Regions from separate parts of the Homo sapiens genome. Here region 2 is linked to region 1. Evidence: read pairs that join two places in POLR2A ChIA-PET (ENCODE). Cell type or tissue: MCF 10A. All regions are shown on one strand.

Region 1 (8,000 bases):
TAAAAATACAAAAAATTAGCCCGCATGGTGGCAGATGCCTGTAGTCCAGCTACTTAGGAGGCTGAGGCAGGAGAATTGCTTGAACCCGGGAGGCGGAGGTCACAGTGAGCTGAGATCACGCTACTGCACTCCAGTCTGGGCAACAAAGTGAGACTCCGTCCCAAAAAAATAAAATAAAAATAAATAAATAAATCTTTACACTATTTGTGGTTTATATTCTAGGGCTTTTTCACTCATTCCCTAGGCATGTGGGACCTCGAAGATGCCGAATCAGCTAAACGGGAGGTGGCTTGAGTAGGATTTGCTGCCAGCTAAAGCGTGAGATGCTATTGCATGTGCAAGGCAAGGCTTTCTTCAGCGGCATCATCTTCCAAAATAGCCCAGGTATATCTCACCAGAATTAAACCGGGCTGCAGGTGGCCTTTCCTCATACTTGACCAATGACGTGATTAATTTAGATCTGTTCGGAAGTATTTATTTAAATCCATTCTCTCCCTGAGTAGGTGTGAACTTTCCTCTTCCTACTATTTCTTTGAAATATTTCCACCTTACATGAATGAGCCATTGCACTGGAGCAAGTTTTCTTCCAGAACATAAAATAGATCATATGTATTCACACAAATGTAAAAACGATGTGCAATTTGAGCTTTCCCTCAAAGAAAATAACAGTGATTCTGGTTTTAATTCCTGGTATTAAATGTTGCAAGATTGGTAATTTGATATCCAGTGTGAGAATCTAACATGGGGTGCCTCTCTTCTTTGTCTATCTCTATTCTATTTCTTTTTCTTTTTTCTTTCTTTTTTTTTTTTTTTGAGATGGAATCTTGCCCTTGTTGCCCAGGCTGGAGTGCAATGGTGCAATCTCGGCTCACTACCACCTCTGCCTCCCAGATTCAAACGGTTCTCCTGCCTCAACCTCCTGAGTAGCTGGGATTACAGGCGCCCGCCACCACGCCCCGCTAATTTTTGTATTTTTAGTAAAGACAAGGTTTTGCCATGTTGGCCAGGTTGGTCTCAAACTCCTGACCTCAAGTGATCCACCTGTCTCAGCCTCCCAAAGTGCTGGGATTACAGGCGTTGAGCCACTGCGCCTGGCCCTCTATTCTGTTTCAATCCAACTATATGTCTGGTTTGAGGAAATAGCCAGGGACCCACGCTGTGATTAGCCCAACAACCCAAGCAGGGCTGACTCCTGAAGCCAGAGTAGTAACAATCAGTTCTGGCCTGGCTGGTCACGGTGGCTCACGCCTGTAGTCCCAGCACTTTGGGCGACTGAGGAGGTGGGGGGGGGGGGCAGATCACTTGAGGTCAGGAGTTCGAGACCAGCCAGGCCAACATGGCAAAACCCCATCTCTACTAAAGACACACAAGAAATTGGCAGGGTGTTGTGCTACACGCCTGTAATCCCAGCTACTCAGGAGGTTGAGGCAGAAGAATCGCTTGAATCCAGGAGGCAGAGGTTGCAGTGAGCCGAGATCTGGCCACTGCACTCCAGCGTGGGTGACAGAGTGAGACTCCATCTCAAAATAAATAAATAAATAAATAAATAGGCAGGGCATGGTGGCTCATGCCTATACTCCCAGCACTTTGGGAGGCCAAGGCAGGCGGATCACGAGGTCAGGAGATCGAGACCATCCTGGCTAACGCGGTGAAACCCGGTCTATACTAAAAATAATAAGATTAGCTGGGCATAGTGGCAGGCGCCTGTAGTCCCAGCTACTCGGGAGGCTGAGACAGGAAAATGGCGTGAACCCGGGAGGCGGAACTTGCAGTGAGCCGAGATCGCACCACTGCACTCCAGCCTGGGTGACAGAGCCACACTCCGTCTCAAAAAATAAATAAATAAATAAATAATCAGTCCTGACCTAATACAACAGACATGAATGGCAAAAAGTTTGATTGTGCAATTTTCTCCATAAGAGGACCTGAGGCAGGTCGTATGCTTGCTGTCTAGAAAATAATTTCAATGTATTTTGGATTCATCCATACTAAGCAGTTTTTGCTTTGTTAACTGTTTCACCTTATGAGATTTTTATTTTGAGAACAACGTGTGGTGAACGTTGGGATGTTTTTTTCTTCCTCCTCTTTTTTTTCCCTTCTGCTTTAAAAATAAGATAAGCTTGCATGCAAATAGAGTTCAGGGTGACCACAGTAACATTCTCAGCTTTATTTACTGAATTACGGAGTCTCCCTTCACTTGATTAAGTTCCATTTGCATATCTTTAACATGAGAAACACTTTATTCCACTTTATTCCATTAATGAGTCATTTGAGACATCTTCAGAGTTTATAGCAATGCTGAAAGAATGGATGTCTTCTGTATGAAAACTTAGGGGTTGTTTTATGTGCAGAGAAAGAGAGAGACAAATAGAGGTTTTTTAAAAAAAAAAATTCTAAAACTGAAATGTGCTCAAATGAATTAAAGATATTTGAAATATATTTATGTATGTATTTCTAGCTAAAGAAATATATAGTATAACATTCTCATTCTATGAAGAAATAGGCTATTTCCTTTTGTGCTACATATAATTAGTTTTCTTTTTTTTTTTTTTTTTTTTTGAGATGGAGTCTTGCTCTGTCACCCAGGCTGCAGTGCAGTGGTGCGATGTCGGCTCACTGCAAGCTCCGCCTCCCAGGTTCACGCCATTCTCCTGCCTCAGCCTCCCGAGTAGCTGGGACTACAGGTGCTCACCACCTCGCCTGGCTAATTTTTTGTATTTTTAGTAGAGACGGGGTTTCACCGTGTTAGCCAGGATGGTCTTGATCTCCTGACCTCGTGATCCGCCCGCCTCGGCCTCCCAAAGTCCTGGGATTACAGGCGTGAGCCACCGTGCCCGGCCATATAATTAGTTTTCGAAGAAGAATAATAACTCTATATGTTTACTATTTTTATTTTTTTAATTTAATTTTTTTTTATTTGAGACGGAGTCTTGCTCAGTTGCCCAGACTGGAGTGCAGTGGCACAATCTCGGCTCACCACAACCTCCACCTCCTGGGTTCTAGCGATTCTCCTGCTTCAGCCTCCTGAGTAGCTGGGATTACAGGCGTGCACCACCACACCCAGCTAATTCTTGTATTTTTAGTAGAGATGGGGTTTCACCATGTTGGCCAGACTGGTCTCGAACTGCTGACCTTGTGATCCACCTGCCTTGGCCTCTCAAAGTGCTGGGATTACAGGCGTGAGCCACCGCACTCGGCCTATTTTATTATTTTTTATTTTATTTTTGGAGAGCAATGGCACAATTTCGGCTCACTGAAATCTCGACCTCCCGAATTCAGGCGATTCCCTTGCCTCCCGGAGTAGCTGGGACTACAAGCGCCCACCACCACGCTCGGCTAATTTTTGTATTTTTATTAGAGACAGGGTTTCACCATGAGGGCCAGGCTGGTCTTGAACTCCTGACCTCAAGTGATCTGCCAGTCTCGGCCTCCCAAAGTGCTGGGAATACAGGCTGTGAGCCACTGCGCCTGGCCTGAATTTTTATTTTTTTTTTTTGAGATGGAGTCTTGCTCTGTCGCCCTGGCTGGAGTTCAGTGGCAGGATCCCAGCTCACTGCAACCTCCGCCTCCTGGGTTCAAGCAATTCTCCTGCCTCAGTCTCCTGAGTAGCTGGGATTACAGGCATGCGCCACCACACCCAGCTAATTTTTTGTATTTTTGGTAGAGACGGGTTTCACCATGTTGGCCAGGCTGGTCTCGAACTCCTGACTTCAAGTGATCTGCCTGCCTCAGCCTCTCAAAGTGCTGGGATTATAGGCATGAGCCGCTGTGCCTGGCTGAATATTTTTACATAGGAAAACAAAAGAGAGAGAAAAAGAAAGACAATCTCAATGCTTTTCTCAGAAAGAACAGGAAGCCTCAAGGAGGAAGTAGGTGACAGTTTATTTTTCAACAAGCACACGTTATCAAGTGAATGAAATTCCTCTGGAAGCTATAAAATTGAAGATTGGAGGATGGCAGTGTTCAGATAGCATGAAAGGTTGCTCACTATTTAGGAATTTTTTTCAAAGCTAAGTTATTAATGAAAGCCAATTATTTGCACTTTTCCAGAAGGAAACACTGAGTCATTCATGAAATGATCTAAGATTTTGAAACTTGCTTACACCATTTTTTTCCCCTCCTCCTTTCTTACCTGTGCCAAAAACAGAAAAGCCAACTACTCACTGGGGCCTAAATCCAGGGAGCCTGCACCAAATTAGCTCAAGACTGGAGTAATTTAACAGACTCGTGATGCCCCGAAGGCTTAGGTCCTACCAGGATGGTAAACTCTGAAGTGCCTCCATTGCCCCCGCAGGGTGCAGAGCACAGGGGCCTGGTCCCCACCTCTGGAGGGCCTGTGATTAACTGGTTCTGGCTCAGTAATTATTTAGCCATATCCCTGGACTGCCTCCAAGTTTCAAGTCGAACAGCAAAAGGGCGTGGGCCCGCAGATAGGCAGAACCGTGCTCCTAGGAGGCATTACTTATTTACAGCCAGATCCCTACGGAATTTGGCCAGAGATGGGATACAGATGAGAATGTGTTTGGCTAGGAAATACTGACTTCTTGATGCATTTATGGAAAGTTTGTGAGCTTAGGCCAGTAAACCATGTCAAAAACACAGTCAACAAATGTTTGTTTCAGGAATAAACTGTGAGTGAGGTGGTTTTAACCTAGGGACAGCTTCATTCTGTTTCTTTCCTGGTGAGACTATTTCTAGGTACTTTTTAAAAAACGTACGTTGAGGCAAATTCACTAAGAGTCAAACCACTGAAGTTTCTGGTTAGGCCATCAGTGGAAGCTGCTTATTTCATCTTCACAAACAACTGTAAGTCCATGTAGATAAATAATGTAGACAAGGAAACAATGTTTTGATCCAAACAATACAGAAAAGCTTGGAATTGTGCCTCCTTAACGTAACACCTTATGTTTGCATTGTTCTGTTAAAAGGATTTTACAGATACATTATCTTAAAATGACACTGCAAGGTACAGAGGGGAAGTTGAATGTCCCATTTCACAGATTAGACAACGGTGGCTCAGAGAGACCATGACCTTCCGAAGGTCACAAAATTAGTACATTGCAAAGTCCATGCTTAAATCCAGGGCCCCTGGCAAGAGTGCTGAGCTTGCCCCTTACAAACCGGATCTGAATGTTCCCTTCTGTATACCAGGACTCTGTGAGCTTATGTCCTTTGGTTTTGCATTAAACCTGAGCTTTTAGCTCCTAGAATTCACAAGGAATATTCAAGTCTATTTCCACTCCCTACCTTGAAGCTCCTGGTCTGTTTTCACAACAGGGGATGTGCCTGTTTGAGAAGGAAGTGGTCTAGAGTCTGGTATTAGTGTAAAATGGCTTCCTCTTTTTCTCCTTGAATTTATTCTGGTAGTATTTTATCCCAATACTCCTCCCCCGCAGCAAAAAAATCCCAAATTCTGCAACACAATTGAGGAACTTAAAAAAAAAAGAAAAGAAAAACCTTTCTCATCCACTAAGATGTTACTAATGATCACCAGTGATTTTTAATTCCCTTTGTATATGTGTGTATTTTTCAGCTTTTTTTTTAAACAATGATATAGGGTGGGGTTTTCTAACATTTAGGGAAAAAATTATTTTTAAAAAATCTCATTATTTTTGTGTAATTCACATGGTGTAATTCACACAATGGGTGGTTATTACTAACACCAGTAGGAAAAAATATCACAGGAGCTTCATGACAAATCCTTAGGCAGGGTTTAGGTCTCACTAATTTAGAATATGCCTGGTAAGCACTGGTTAAAAATTGATGATCCCGGGAAGTCTTTCTCAAACGATTTTTGTAAAATACCTAGGAGACCTTGAACTGTCTGTTACGGAGGTTTCCAATCCTGAGGAGAAGGACGGAGGGTGGCGTTCACGAGGGATACTGCCTATTACTCAGCTTAAAGTCCCCTTGGCTCTGCCCTCCTCCTCCTCCTCGTGCTGCGAGCTGGGAGGAGTCAGCGTTTTCTCTCCCTAACTGGCATTTTCACTAGGCAGAATACTTGTCTTTTGTGAACGTTTTCATTTTCAAGACATATAAAAGAAAACTTTGTTCTTTAGTAAGTGATTTTCTCCCCCGACAGGGAGAGGGTTACAAATCCCTCCCTCTCCAGCGGAGTTTTCTTATCTCTTATTTACAGAGCAGTAGCCATTTTGGGGAGGGGGAAAAGTTGTCAGCAACTCACGTCCTAATAATGGCAGATATTTTTCTTAAGCCCTCACCATGTCCCAAGCACTCTCCCAAGAGTTTTACATGTATTAACTCAGTTAATCCTTCCTAGAGCCTTATGGTATACGTGCTATTAGGATCCCGATTTTACAGAGGAAGAGACTGAGGAACAGAAATGTAAACTAACCTGCCAAGATCACACAGAGGCTGGGATTAGCTCTCTGACCTCTGTCCCAGAGGCAGAATTTTTTTCTAATCTCACGAGTATAGGTGAAAGTCAGAGTCTCATTACAGATTGAGACTGAACAGAAAGTTGGAATCCATTGAAAAAGAGGTGTGTGACATTGATCAAGGCCAGCACTTTTATTTTTGCCCATTTATACTTCCTTAAAAATCTATGAGCCAACTCTGTTGTTACAACACAAACATGCAGTGGTTCCCTAGCCAGGTCAGGTCAGCTAGAAAATACAACATACGCTCTTGAACAACTAGATTTATTTCAACCCAATTTTCAATGTTTATATAATTCAATTGTAAAATGTTAAAACTTGGAGGATTTTATTCACCAGCTGAAGGACTCATAGTTACTATCTTTAAAAACAGCAGTGAATAAGCAAACTATAAACTAACAAAAAAACCAAGCACAACAAAACAAACAGCAAATTAGGTTTAATCATAATGCTTGGGAGAATATGTATTTGGCTTAATTATATTTTCTTCTTTTTTTTTTTTTTTTTGAGATGGAGTTTCGCTCTTGTTGCCCAGGCTGGAGTGCAATGGCACGATCTCAGCTCACTGCAATCTCCGCCTCCTGGATTCAAGCGATTCTCCTGTCTCAGCCTCATAAGTAGCTGGGATTGGCCGGGTGCAGTGGCTCACACCTGTAATCCCAGCACTTTGGGAGGCCGAGGCAGGTGGATCACGAGGTCAGGAGTTCAAAACCAGGCTGGCCAAGAAGGTGAAACCCCGTCTCTACTAAAAATACAAAAAATTAGCCGAGTGCAGTGGCAGGCACCTGTAATCCCAGTACTCGGGAGGCTGAGGCAGGAGAATCGCTTGAACTCGGAGGGCGGAGGTTGCAGTGAGCTGAGCTCGCGCCACTGCACTCCAGCCTGGCGACAGTGTGAGACTCCATCTCAAATTAAAAAAAAAAAAAGAAAAGTAGCTGGGATTACAGGTGCCCGCCACCATGCCCGGCTAATTTTTGCATTTTTAGTAGACACAGGGTTTCATCATATTGGTCAGGCTGGTCTCAAACTCCTGACCTCAGGTGATCCACCTGCCTCCGCCTCTCAAAGTGCTGGGATTTCAGGCGTGAGCCACCGCGCCCGGCCAATTATATTTTCTAGTTACTCAGCTATCTACAAATAAAGGTTTTGTTTCATCTTTACATATTTTAAATATGTCTTACTATATATTTATATGTATACATAAATATTTCTTGTACTCTTTTAATATGTAAGGAATAGTTTTCCATCTTTAAACATGTTTAATATGGTAAACATCCTTTTTTATGAAACAAGATTGAATATCAATAAACTAAACCACAAGTAGAAAAAACTATCATTTTTCATGGAGAATTCACAGTTCTTTAATGCTCTCATTCTGAATCTGAATAATCATTCATGATGAAATAGAAAGCACAAATAAGTTTTACCCACATGGACTCTTCATAACATTCCCTGGAGGCTTCCTTTTTCAGACCAAATCTTTAATATCAGTTCTGTCCTTATGATTTATCTCTTCCTCCTTCAAAAGAGAAAGTAAAAAAAAAATAAAAATTAAAGGCTTTTTTTTTTTTTTGAGACGGAGTCTCACTTTATCGCCCAGGC
Region 2 (8,000 bases), 250 kb after region 1:
TGTTGGAAGTGCAGGAGAGCCAGGCCCACTGTGCAAATCCACAGTGACCTTGATGGCATCATGCTTGCTAACATCTTACTGGCCAATAGTCACATGGCCAAGTCCAACATCCCTAAGTCAGGGAAGGGTATTCCTCCAAAGTGTGGAGGAGTAAAAATTTTCTGAACACAAATCCGAACTATCCCAAGACCTGTACCCAAATAAAAATGAAAACAAAACTCAACTAAAACTTAAAACTGTGTCTTCCAAGGGACAAAAAAATCTGTATGTTGAAACTTAAATTAACTTTCCTGAATTTTCTTGTTGCATCATTTGGCCAGTAAGGCAGGAGCACGGTGTTCTCTCTGCTTTTCTGGTCCTTGAAGCATGTGCTTCGTCTGCATAATGGACCAATCAGAGCTGTTTATGTTTCTGTCCTAGCACCGCCCCCATGCAGCAGATATTTGATAAAGTTGGTGGAAGGCAATTGTTGAATTCTATAAATATATGGCAATTGCATCAATGCATGCTATATTTGTTTTACAGAAATTTAAGGTCGCTGTAGGTATTGTGCGTTTCTACATCAAAGCTTCAAAAATAGTTCCGGGGTGTGGAGGTGCACATAGCTTCTACTAGCAATACACACACTCTGGAGCACTCCCGGGAAGTCGTGGCCTCTGGGTTTTCTGTTTGTTTTTCTGTCTCCTTTGCAATGTAAATGAAATCACTTTCTCAGCCTGATCATTGCTCGAGGGAAATGCATGCCTGGAAAATAATCAACAGAGAGGAGAATGTAGACAAGTAAGTAAACAGTTTAATGAATATAAAATAAAACGTGAATTAAAGCTGGCTTTCAGAACCTACCATTATCCTTTCATCCACTGTTTATTCAATAATTACACAGTCAATTACAACTTGCATAAAGGATTTTATATACCTATTAGTCTATAAATATCTACAGTATATGCGTATTTATAGATAAAGAGGGAGGAGAGGATCGTGACTGAGGAAAAGCGTTCTGACAGAAATAACTGCAAATATTGCAAGGTTGAGCTTCTACCAATGCTAGTTTTTCCTGACCCAGGAGAACTCACATAGTGTTATGAATTTTAATATCACAGCAATTTTTTATCGAGAACCTAACAGGAGCCGCACATTGGATTAACCGAGAAATCTCTCTGTATCTATACTCATATTATTTCTAACCCATGTGACACAGCCACCAGATATCCCATTTTACAGAGGAGAACACTGAGACTCAGGAAGCAGTTCGAGCCTGTGTTTGAACTCTATTATGTTTCACGAGAGAATAGGCCTGTGATGAAGTTTGGCTACCCACCTGTGTACAGAGAGGGCCGATGGAAGACAAACAATGCAGGCATATTGATATCCATGTGGCTGTCGCATTTTTTGTGTGCCAGGATTAATGTAATAGAACACTCAGCATGGAAAGCCACCCCGGGGCTGCTCCTGTATATATTTTGTTACATATTCCCTTCTGTTTCCCTTCAGTCATTTAACATAGAGCTTCTTTCACTGGAGGACGAGAATAGGCGTGGTGAGTATGTCTCCTGGATTAGCAGGTGCCTCTGGTTTGAAAATGTTCATTCTCAGAACCATCGGTGAAACCCAGAGATGAAATCTTACAAGCTAATGATAAAGCTTCAAGTAGCCACCACCATGGGAAGGACTTAATTATGTGATGTTTAAAGCAGTGTCTGTAGATTACACAGATATGGTGTCTCCTTTCTGTCTGGCACATGCCTTACAAGGCACCTTTATTGAATCATGACTGTTAGCTTTCCTTGGCTGTGTATTAGGGCCCTGGAAGCTTCTATTCAGGTTTAGCTATTATCCACGCAAAGATCGTTATTGCTCTCTTGTTTGTATTTTAGCCTGGAGATTTGTCAAGGAAAGAAAAAACAATTAGGTAACTGTGTAATGACAAAAGAGCAATTTGGTTTGAAAAGTCTCAGAAAACAGCTATTTTTTTTTTTTAACTTCTAGGGCATTTCTGCTTTTTTGAAAACAAAATATGTTTAGGAGAATCTTTGTTTTTACAGATACAAAATAAAGCAAGAGGGTTTCTGCCTTTCTAGTTAAAGAGCAATCTTTAAAAGTCATCCAAGAAAAGTTGGCTCTGTTTTCTGAATTGCTATTTGGGAGAACAAAAGAAGCAAGGGAAAGTTTGACTTGACTTCCTCTACAATTTGTTTATATCATCGGAGCAGAAAGAATCTCAGGGCTCAGCTCTCCACTTCCTGAATGAGGAGAGAGAGAGAGAAAAAAAAATGCCCGTGTGTCAAATTCATTGAGATGTGCAAAGTGATCAGCAAAAATCCTGATGGACTGGAGCCCAAATGGCAAAGGAAGGATATTCTTCAATTCAGCTGCTATCTGGCAAGAGAGCTGCAAAGTCCTGATGGCGAGTGTCACCAAATACCTCCTCCTCTCCTCCCCAGCCACAGAAAGGACAGGCAAGGAGGGTGCAGCCTCTCCTGGCCTGTTGCTATGGAGTCGGGCTAATCCAAGACAATGTTTCAGTCGGTCCAATCCAAAGACAGCAGTGGTAGCAATGGAATAGCATTGAAATTATAAATATTTACTTGAAAATAATGCTCAAGCCAGACTTAACTGAAATGATAAGGTCCTGTTTACTTCTCTTGGTAGTAGCCAGCTGAAACAACCAAACCAGTTAAGCAACATTTTTTTTTTTTTTTTTTTGGTCAGGTATGTACTGAATCACTGGCAGCAAACTTGTGGGATTTTAGGAGAGAGCTTTTCTCTCTCTCTCTCTCTCTCTCTCAATTCTGGGCAGAATGCTTATTTTTGTTTCGTTTTGTTTGTTTTAAGGAAAACAACAACAGAACTTGAGGCTGGCTGAGTTTATTAGATTACTGATTATCACTGTTAGTTTCCCGCTGCTTGTATTTGTTGGGGGTGGTAAGGGAGATGAGGACAAGAATTCAGATGAAAAACACCCAGGCTTTTCTCTTCATGAAATCCCCCCTGTGAGGTTTTCCAGCTTGCCTTCCCATAACTTGATTCTGATGAGGTCTGCCATAGCTAACCTATTAAAGAGAACATTGAAATTGGTGGGTGAAAAGGGTTAAAAATACAGCTTAGCAGTGAATATATTCGGGTTTAGCACCCTTACTGGAGGCTGTGATTTCACTGGCCTTGGAATACCAGAGGGAATTGCAAAACATGTAGATAGAATGAAGAGATAGAGTGCAGATAGAGTGGGGACAGAACAGAGTGGTAAAGAGAACCAGGCTAAGGGTGGCTACTTCCCTCTGAAGGGTGGGTCATTCTTGCTAAAGTGGGTTTCTTGGTGAATTACAGTGGCAGCTCAGAGCTGGGTAAGAGGAGAAAATGCCATCCAATAAGGCTGGAGGCAGTTTGAAAGATGAATAATATAACATGCAGTGATTTCAAACTTCACGCTTTCTTATTGAAAGTTTTTCTTCCAGTTTGGAAGGCAAGTTTCAATCGATTCTCTTGTCTAATCCCTGCTTCCTGCCAGGCTGAGCTGTTGCTGTTTTCAAGAAGAAACCTGGGCCTTGATTTGAATGCTTCAAACACTCAGTGCTCAATTAGCCCTCTTTTGAATCCTCTCTGACGGTTGGTTAAATATGGGTCGAAAGTGCTTTTTTAAAGTGGAACTGATCTTGGGTTGAGGTAACTTAATCTTCCGGGTGTTAAGACGCTGAAAAATAATGTTTTAACGGAACAATTACTAGAAGACATGGAAATTGCATTAGGCTCGTCTGTCCAGTTCTATTTTATAGACATGAACATTTCAAAGTACAAAAGGCTATTCTATAAAAAGGACACTTGGCTATTCTTTATAAAGGTTCCCCTTGTACTTTTATAGAATGTTTACAAGGTTAATAAGTATGCTTTTTTTTTTATCACTGTATATTTTAAATGGCCCAACGACTGCTCCCACGTTGATTTGAGAATCATTGAAACTGCCTGAATGGAGCAGGGGTATCCTTTGTTTCCCATTGATTTGGAAACAAAAGACTCAGGGGGGAAAGAAAAGTTTAGTTTGCTTCTGAATGCCATATGCAGATGAACGTTCTGCTGATAAAATACACCAAGGATCTGAAAACTTTTTCAAGTCTTAGAACAGGAAGGTTACTCTTGCAGTCACACTGCATGTTTGAACCTGCCTTCCATTTTTCATTTCTCCCATTGTGCCCTGGGCTACCATGGGATTACTTATGTCACACACCCAAGTCTTCGGAAAAAAATAAACAGCAGTCAATAGAAGAGAACCACCATCAAACGAGGCAAAAGTTGTCTGCTGTTTCTTACTTAGGAAATACCCCATGGACATCATCAGTAAATAAGGTCCCCCACTTTCCCCCTCATCATTTTTCCCAATTTCTCTATATCCAAGATTCCCATCCTTGGCGCTAATATTTACGACTAGAACATTCTTTATTGTTGGTGGCTGTCCCGGGCAGTGTAGGGTGCTCACCAGTATCTGGTGACAGTAGCTGTTCCCTCTACAGTCATGAAAATAAAAAATGTGAAAATTGAGAGCTGGGCACAGTGGGTTCACCTGTAGCCCCAGCTACTCAGATGGCTGAGGCAGGAGGTTCCTTTAAGCCCAGGAGTTCTAGTCAAGCCTGGGTAATGTAGGAAGACATTGCCTCTAAAATACATATATACACATATATATTTTATATACAATATATTATATATTTTATATACAATATATTATATATTTTATATACAATATATTATATATTTTATATACAATATATTATATATTTTATATACAATATATTATATATTTTATATACAATATATTATATATTTTATATACAATATATTATATATTTTATATACAATATATTATATATTTTATATACAATATATTATATATTTTATATACAATATATTATATATTTTATATACAATATATTATATATTTTATATACAATATACTACATATGATATATTATATATAATTTATTATTTATATATAATATATATTATAGAATATATATTATGTAATATATATAATCATAATATATAATATATATAATAATATATTATATATATTATATATCATATATAACGCATATAATATATATTATATAATGCATATAATATATATTATATAAAACATAATATATATAATACATACAACATATAATATATTGTATATATAATACATACAATATATAATGTATTATATATAATATATTTTATATAATATATTATATATTATATATTTTATATAATATATTATATATAATATATTTTATATATAATATATATTTTATATATAAAACTAAAATAAATGTTATATATAATGTATAAATTTATATACAAATATAATTATACATAAATATAAATATCTAGAATATAGCATATATGGTATAGATCATATATATCATACTATATTATAATATATATTATAATATATAGTATTATAGTATGATATATACTATATTTTATATTATATACTATATACTATATGATATGCATCATATATTATATGATATATAGTACATACTATATATGTATCATATATTATATGATATATAATATATATAATATATAACATGTAGGATATACACTATATAATTTTATATATAATATAGTATACATATTATATATAAGTATGCAGCCTAAGCAATATGGCAAAACTCCGTCTCTACAAAAAAATTAGCTGGGGGTGGTGGTATGTGCCTGTGGTCTCAGTTACTCAGGAGTCTGAGGCGGGAGGATCAGCTGAACCTGGGGAGGTCGAGGCTGCAGTGAGCCACGACTGCACTTCAGCCTGGGCAACTGAGTGAGAACTTGTCTCAAAAAAAAAAAAAAAAAAAAAAAGTAAAGTGTCAACGTTGCCAATGTTTCCAAGAAGGGGAGGTGGGGGGTTGGCTTCTGGTTGGGAAATACTACTTGAGAACCATCTGCCCACAGACTCCTGCTTGAGAAAAGAAGAGGTTAGTTAAATGCTCAGCCAGTTATAATGAAAACAACTGGTTACAAAATCGTACTTTTAGTCAGAATTCATAGAGTAGAACTTAAAATAGACAAAAGGAAAGGGAAATAATGCATCAAGGGACCCAGAGATCACAGAATAGCCAGCCCTTCATTTTCAGGTGAGGGCCTCTGTGGGAAGGTGCGTTCCAAGCCACACAGTTGGAAGTTGAGCGAACTGAACCAAGGCTGGGCTTTTGTGTTTGCTGTTTAAACAGTGTGTGGTTTTACTCACCTACCATAGTGCTCCTCCTACTGGTGGGCACCTTAGAGTAGGCTGAAAACAACGTGTCTCACTGTCCTTTTTTGTTTGTCTCTGAGTATTTTTCCTTATGATCTTGAAGTAACATTTACTTAATTTGCAATGAATGAAAACAGGCATGTACAGCAATCGTTTAAAAAGTATATTTTATGAGGTTTTGTAAGGATAATAGATTAAAAATTATTGTAGTGACTGTAAATAAATATGGCTATAAAAAGTTAAATTCTTTTTGGCATATAAGATACATCTTTGCTCCTTTAGTAGGTGTAGTTTACATCAACTATTTTGTTATATATCTAAAAAAGAGAAGCCATGCCCAGAACCAAGTATTCCAAGTCCTATAATCATAAAGGTAATACTAGTAATGAGTGTTTCATGTTTACTTTTTAAAAAATAAGTTTTGAATTATGAGCTGTCCTGAGCAATAGCACAGGTGGACAGAATAGCATCACAAACAGTCCTGAGCTCAGCACTCTGCTTGACTGGTTTTGAGCTCTCCTGTTTCAGGGTCTTTTCAGGTCCTTCTGGCCAGGAACCGTCTTTCCTTTGCAGGGCTCACACCTTCCTTCCTTCATGCAAGCCTCTGCTGAGATGTTATCTCTTCGGACAGGTCTCCTGACTGCTCTATTTGTAGTGAATGCAACTCCTAAATGTATTCTGTATCATAAACAAAAAGCACCCTCCATCTCCCCTGGTCACTCTTCATAGCACTTATTATATATTTGTTTGACTTATTTATTGTCTAGCTTATCCAACTAGAATCCAGGCTGTGACTCGCTGAGGGCTTTGTTTTGTCTACCAATACCCAGAAGGATGCCTGTTATACTGCAGGCACTGAGTAAATATCTATTGAATAAAAGTATTATTGCCTGGGCAAACTTTGTAGGCAAGAGCAGGCTAGTAACAGTTTGGTGTAGGTTGATGAATTCTTACACTCTGGTAAATGACCTTTGTCTTTTTAAGTATAATAATATTATGTTTAATGTTTAAATGGCTTAACACGACAAATTATATTTCCAAGAGTTAATCATTTATCCATCTTAAATAACAGGTCTTGTTTTCAGTAGAGAAAAGTTTAAGAAGAAATATAAAAAATGGCCTTTCAGCCTACTGATCAGAGAAGCCCTAGTGACACTTAAACAAGCAAACAAACAAATAAAAACACGAGTTTAGGCTGCGGCTGCTCATGCCTGTAATCCCAGCACTTTGGGAGGCTGAGGCAGGCAGATCACCAGCCTGGCCAACATGGTGAAACTCCGTCTCTACTAAAAATACAAAAATTTGCCAGACGTGGTGGCACATGCCTGTAATCCCAGCTATTCCGGAGGCTGAGGCAGGAGAATTGATTGAACCTGGGAGGCGGAGGTTGCAGTGAGCCAAGACTGGGTCACCGCACTCCAGCCTGGGTGATTGAGCGAGACTCTGTCTCAAAAAAAAAAAAAAAGTTTAGAGTTAGAAACTTAAAATTTTATGGAAAGGTACAGAATAAAAAGTGGCAGATGTTCCCCTGTGTACTTTCTTGTTCCTTTCATAAAAATAAAACTCCTGTAACTAATTTCTCATGGATTGTTCCAGAAAAAATTTTCTATGCCTATAGGCATAACTTTATCAACAAAATACACATTCTCTTAAATTGCTTTAAAGATACACACACATGCACGTGCACTTCCCAGAAGTTTCTGTAACAACCCTTGCACAATTTATACTTAGATATTTATTTGCACAACCATATTGTGAATATCACCTCCACCTG

What was found. ChIA-PET counts read pairs that join two places held together with the same protein. Peaks named below come from ENCODE experiments on the same cell type or tissue, not always from the same donor. Only the 100,000 strongest peaks of a DNase experiment are listed, where the experiment ranks them.
Region 2: POLR2A ChIA-PET joins it to region 1 with 57 read pairs; 16 of 35 experiments call an interaction of 5 or more read pairs at or near these places.

Annotation. Positions count from the first base shown.
Region 1 is chr20:53,617,615-53,625,614 of GRCh38, forward strand. LOC105372672 (a long non-coding RNA gene) reads left to right here. Exons shown (of 3, transcript NR_134576.1): 2 at 223-384. Among named protein-coding and RNA genes, the nearest start is that of ZNF217, 28 kb to the left of the region's middle. RefSeq lists an enhancer at 3,931-4,695. In MCF 10A, no CTCF peak of the experiment used is centred here; DNase peaks (open chromatin) are centred at 4,257 and 5,907.
Region 2 is chr20:53,863,743-53,871,742 of GRCh38, forward strand. It overlaps LOC124904935 (a long non-coding RNA gene), which reads right to left and starts at 2,422. Exons shown (of 2, transcript XR_007067665.1): 1 at 1,319-2,422; 2 at 1-744. In MCF 10A, a CTCF peak has its summit at 6,270 (motif pointing left); DNase peaks (open chromatin) are centred at 5,929 and 6,209.